Linked DNA regions of Mus musculus: region 1 is linked to region 2. A link is a contact called in ENCODE Hi-C data. All regions are on one chromosome and are shown on one strand. Each heading gives the region's core, a stretch centred on a gene start or an enhancer-like site at or near the end of the contact. The rest is flanking DNA. Distances are from core to core; before and after follow the strand shown. Region 1 holds the start of Grk6 (G protein-coupled receptor kinase 6). Region 2 overlaps Sema4d (sema domain, immunoglobulin domain (Ig), transmembrane domain (TM) and short cytoplasmic domain, (semaphorin) 4D).

Evidence for each region. A loop is a pair of places that touch in the nucleus more often than their neighbours do.
Region 1: a loop to region 2 is called in a map of regulatory T cell, with 7 times the contacts of the local background. The contact joins the promoter of Grk6 here to the enhancer-like site in region 2. A Hi-C loop is called at or near these places in 2 of 37 maps with a recorded cell type or tissue (T-helper 17 cell and regulatory T cell).

Annotation. Positions count from the first base shown.
Region 1 is chr13:55,443,955-55,446,654 of GRCm38, forward strand. Grk6 (G protein-coupled receptor kinase 6) reads left to right here and starts at 1,377. Exons shown (of 16, transcript NM_001112711.2): 1 at 1,377-1,606. The coding sequence starts at 1,555.
Region 2 is chr13:51,776,425-51,779,124 of GRCm38, forward strand. All of the region lies in intron 1 of Sema4d (sema domain, immunoglobulin domain (Ig), transmembrane domain (TM) and short cytoplasmic domain, (semaphorin) 4D), which reads right to left. Among named protein-coding and RNA genes, the nearest start is that of Sema4d, 16 kb to the right of the region's middle. Within about 2 kb of position 1,354, at least 3 of the 3 ENCODE cell types and tissues checked have a DNase peak (open chromatin) inside an H3K27ac peak, as active enhancers do.

The DNA.
Region 1 (2,700 bases), core at 127-2,626, 3.7 Mb after region 2:
CTGACACCCTTTTGTCACCATGGTTTGCTTTTGGCTCACCTCAGAACACAGGACTCTGGAAACATTTATGCTTTAGTCCTCGCCAAACTTAACTTTAGGCGTGGTGCCGCTTCTTGATTTGCTCAAAAGTCATAGCCTGTGACCACTCTGGTCCTTTAATGACATGGGGCGGGGGGGGGGGGGGCATGCGAGGCACCACAAAGCGTCCTCTCTAGTTCTTTGTTTTAGTAGCATTCATTCTAAAACCACCCATTAATGTGCTCACTTACAGGACAGCTACCACCTTTCTTCCCGCCTAGCACGTAAGCACTGAGAGTTTGGTTTTCTTGCTGTTACCACTATATCCGGCACCTGGCTGGGTGCCTGGGAAAAAAAAGCAGTGGCAGTATATATATATTTTTTTTCAAAAATGAATGAATATGGATCAAAAACATGTAGTTGAATCCGGTTGTTCCTTAATTCCCGAGTTTGGGCAAGCCTCCGTTTCCTGCTGTGCGAAAAGGGGTGGTGATGAGGAAGTGGGGGATTGAACTACACTGTGTTGATGAGATGCAAAATTCGGACCTGTCCCCCCACTCCCGGTCTCCGCGTGCAGCCAGCCACTCAACATCCAGCGCCTCAGGTCCCCACCTGTACAATGGGTGTGAACTCATCCTCAACGACTTGGGGTGGTTGCGCTGCCTTATAAGGCAGCAGAGGCCGAAGGCGCCGGACGGGTGGGAGGGGAGAAATCACAACATCCGGCTGCGGGGGCGGGGTACGGGGGTGCGGGGTGCGGCTGAATTGGAGGCAAGCGCTGCTGGGAAGGCAATAGCTTCCTTCGGTCCTCTGCTAGCTTTGGAAGCGCGCCCTTCTGAAGCAGCTGACCTAAGGGACGACGGCAGGACACCCATTCTAACCAAGCTACCTGATAGCCGGCAGGAGACACAGCGTGTCCCCAACAAAACCCTAGAAATCCCGTCGGCGCACCAGACACACAGCCACGCCCCCATCCTTTCACCCAATCAGATCGCAAAGCTGGATGGTCGACACGTCTTTAATCCAATCAGATGTTGGGTCTTCTGGGCGTGGTTCCCGAGAGGCCCCACCTCCGATTTCTCGGCAGAGGCTCGGCCCTAATTGGCAGCTCGGCATCCTACGAAGGCCTAGAAATTCGAACCTAGGGGCCGAATCCCGTCCGCAGTCCAACCAGAAATCGGCGACGCAACGGGGCCCTCCCCCTCTCCGCAGGGAGCGAGTTCCCGGCTCCGTGGGCGGGGCAAGAGAAAGAGGCTGACCAATAGTAGTCCGGCGCGGGGAGCGTCCGCTCGCCCATTGACTGAGCCAAGTAAACAGAGGGCGGGGCGGGGCGGGCGCCGGTGGACCGGGAGGGGCGCAGAGTACGCGGCGGGCGGCGGCGGCCCGGAGGCCGGTGGGGCCCGGAGGCCGCGGCGCGGTCAGTCGAGCCGAGCCGAGCCGAGCCGAGCCGAGCCGCGCCGATCGCCATCGGCTCCGGCTCTCGTGGGCGGTCCCGGCCGGCGGCGCGGCCTGGCGGGCCGGGCGGCGCTGCAGCCCATGGAGCTCGAGAACATCGTAGCGAACACGGTGCTACTCAAGGCCCGGGAAGGTGAGGCCAGGCAGGCGGGCGGCCAGGCCTGGGCGCGGGGATCGCGGGCGCGCGACCTCCGAGCTCCATGAGGCGTCCGGGCCCCAGTTATCCTCGTGCCCTGGAGTCTGCACCCGGACTCTTAAGCGCAGACATGAGCCCTTCCGGCCCTCCGCTTCTGCCCCCGGAACCCGGGGCCCAGGAGGGGCGGGGGTCGCGCCATGGGCCTCAAGTCGGGTTTGGGGGTGATGAAGAAGAAAGGGAAGGAAGGGAAAAGGTGGAACATGAGCCCCAGAGGAATGCGTGTGAGGCCTCTTCTACGTGAGAGGCAGGAAGGTGCCCCACGTGCCCCAGGCCCAGATGCCCTGAACGGCACAAAGTTGGTAATCGGTAAAGATTAGAGAATGAATGAGCCGAGCCTTTGTATAGACAACCCAACCGACAGGGGGAAACTTCTGGACACACACATTACATGCAGAACCACCACTCACCTGGAGCTTCTGGGCACTAAAAACGGGTGCATGGGTAACGTTTTTGGCATTTAGCAAGCCTTTGACCTACTAGGGCAGATGCACCGGGGAAATAAATGAGAGACGAGCATAACGGGCTATAAGGACTGTAGGGCTAAAAGCCAGTCTGGTCGACTTAGTGTGTGCGCGCACATGGATATGGTGCGGAGTTGCTCTTCCTTGGTTTCACTCCAGATGTTATTTGGCTCTATGGGTCCTAGATGACTAGAGCCAGACAAACGACATAGAGTGACATAATCATTAGATACCTGTAGTGCCCTACTCTGTCCAGGGTGCTGGTGGGCAAACACCAACAAGATTTTTCTTTTTGGAACTCCAGGGAGGGACACAGTGACAGCTTTCCACTTTCTGCTGGGTTTCCATGATGAAGGAACCTTCAGCTTCGCTGTTCTATATCAGTTTACAGGTGTGAAACTGAAGCTCAGATCAGAGATTGTAATTGACCTAGGGTCAGGCAGATACCCAGTAGAGTCTATAGGTAGCTCAGACAAGTCCCCAGTGTGCCGCAGTCCCTGATGTCCTCTGCCTACTTGGTGCATGTCACACCCAGAGAGGTGTTACCTGGAAATGGGATGGGCAGGTTGG
Region 2 (2,700 bases), core at 104-2,603:
CACTGTCACTGAGGAAACCTATTGAGTCAAGATCCCCAGTGATCTTGCTAGCTTCTCAGAACCTTCAGGCAGAAGACAGTTTAGCCACAAACCTCAGCTAACCCCAAGCTACCCAGAAAGACCTGGCTTCCTAAGAAACAGCTAAGTTAAGGTTTGACAGGAAGCCCCAGAGACCAGGAAACAGGGTGTCTAGGGTTTACTGCTGTGAACAGACACCATAACCAAGGCAATTCTTAAAAGGACAGCATTTAATTGGGGCTGACTTACAGGTTCAGAGGTTCAGTTCATTATCATCAAGGCGGGAGCATAGCAGCAACCAGGCAGGCACGATGCAGGAGATGCTGAGAGTTCTACATCTTCATCTGAAGGCTGCTAGCACAATACTGGCTTCCAGGCAGCTAGGATGAGGGTCTTAAAGCCCACACCCACAGTGACACACTTACTTCAACAAGGCCACACCTTCTAATAGAGCCACTCCCTGGGCCGAGCATTTACAAACCATCACACAGAAAACCCTGAGGCCTGCACCCTAAGGCGCCTATGGGTTAGGACAGGCCTTCTAGACCCCAGAGTTCTGTGGCATTGTCTGTGAACCTGACTCGGAAAGGATGCAGAACACAGACTGACTGTAGTCTATGAGCAAAAGCCTGATGCTGAGAGCCACCTGTTCACAGCCCTGGTGAAGAGCCCCAACCCTCTCTACTCTGATAACACTGAGTCCTCCCTGCCAGTCCCCAAGACCAGCTCCTCCCACTCACTGGCTCATTCATTATTATCTAATTACTCTTCCCCCAGCTCAGGCCCAATGGAAAAGGAGGCGGAAGAACCCCTCCTCCGTCAGTCCTGGCACCCTCCCTGCACCTCCCTGTGCTCAGCCTGCTCTCCTGGCAGCTCCTCTCCGAGCTTCTGCAGATGCCAGCACACCAGGCCCTCTGTGTTTCAAAGGGATTATTTATGGTTGGATGAACCATCCAGTATAAAGGTCAGATAAGAGCACGCCAGGGAGCAAGAGGATAACTTCAGCAGCTCACAACAGGAGGAAAGACTGCAACTTACATCAACATTTGCCCTCAGCAAAAGGAAACAGAATAGCCGAGCTCAGTCAGTGGCTCTCTGCTCAATGCCCCCGGTGTGTGTAGCCCTGGCGCCGCTGGTCAGGAAAACGAAGCCCAGTCTGGAGAAGGACAAAAGGATTCCCTTAAAGCAGCAGCAAAGGAGTCACTCATTACCGGAGGCAGTTATTGTCCCCTAAATGTAACACTGGGTGCTGTCCCAGTGAAGTGAACGGTCAGGCAAAGTGTGAGGCTCAGCCTACAAGAGCCCCAGTGGGTGACCCCACCAAGTAGCCAGCCAGCAACCTTCATCCATGCCTTGCTGGCCTGGTGACTTATGGGTATGAACATGGAGCTCTGCCTGCGCCTGGGACAGGCTTCCCGAGCAGGCCAACTCCCTGTTCTTGTCCTCTTGGCCCTACATGACCTAGGCAGGCCATCTACCTGTACCTTAAAGCCTGCCCAGGCCACCATGACTCTGGATCCCTTTGGAGCAGAACGTGACTATGTAGGGAAGTCCCCATGAGCAGAGAGGACAGTCCCCTGGGAGAGGAAATGGCTGGAAATTATCTGGGAACATCCACAGCATCTGGCTGTGACAGCCAGTGTGACTGGGGACGAGACAGCCGAACAGCTGACTCCTGGAGAAACACAGATGACACAATCTGTGACATCATGCTGAATGCCCCTGCATCCTCTATCACTCCAGATAGGCTAGCATTGCCAGAGAACAGCAAGGGTGGATTTTTAGCTCTGAGCCAAGAACAGACTTCTAGAAAATGAGTTTAGCGAGCCTCCTAATGAACAGAGTCTGCTAAATGTAGGGAAGAGTCCAGAGTCCAGAGTGCAGCTTTCCATACATGTGCATGCATATACATATGTGCACATGTGCAAACAGGTGCTCACAGGCATGCACATTTGCATGTACATGCACACACTGGTCTACAAGCATGCACACACGTGTACACACATGGAGGCAGGTATCCACATGCATACACACTGACCGATGCCCAAGCATGTATACTCGTGCTCACAAACAAGCAGGCACAGGAATACCCACCCTACCACAGAAGCCACTTTAGGAGGCTCTACCATTCCCAGGAGACACCCCATATCATGGGGACAGCAAACCTCGCTCAGCAATGCCTGAGGAGCAAAATGCACCCAAGAAAAGCAGTCAGGGAAACAGCAGATTGGACAGACACCCACCAAGAGCCAGCAGATGTGGGGTGCGTGCAACACGCCCTCTGAAGGCTGGGGTGCTGCTGCCCGGCATGACACAGAACCTACGCATCTATAGGAGAGTAGTGAGCAGAAAGAAGGAGCTGCAGAAACCACTACAGCATGAGCAGGAACCTGGGGACATGTGTGTGCGCGTGCGTGCATCAATCAGGAGCAGACACATGTCTGAAAATGGTAGCAAAGTGGGGAAAGTGTCAGAAAAGCAAGCTGTTAATGGCAAGGACCCAGATCAAGGAGGAAGCTCTTAGCTTTCTTTCTCCCTTTTCTAAAACAATAAAAACACCATAAAAATAAAGGAGACGTGACTCAGTGCCTCTAGCTTCCTGTTCACACTGGATCCCACGAGGACTCTGCAGAGACCCCATCAGCGGAGAGAAAAGCTGACCTCAGTTTTTATTTATTTATT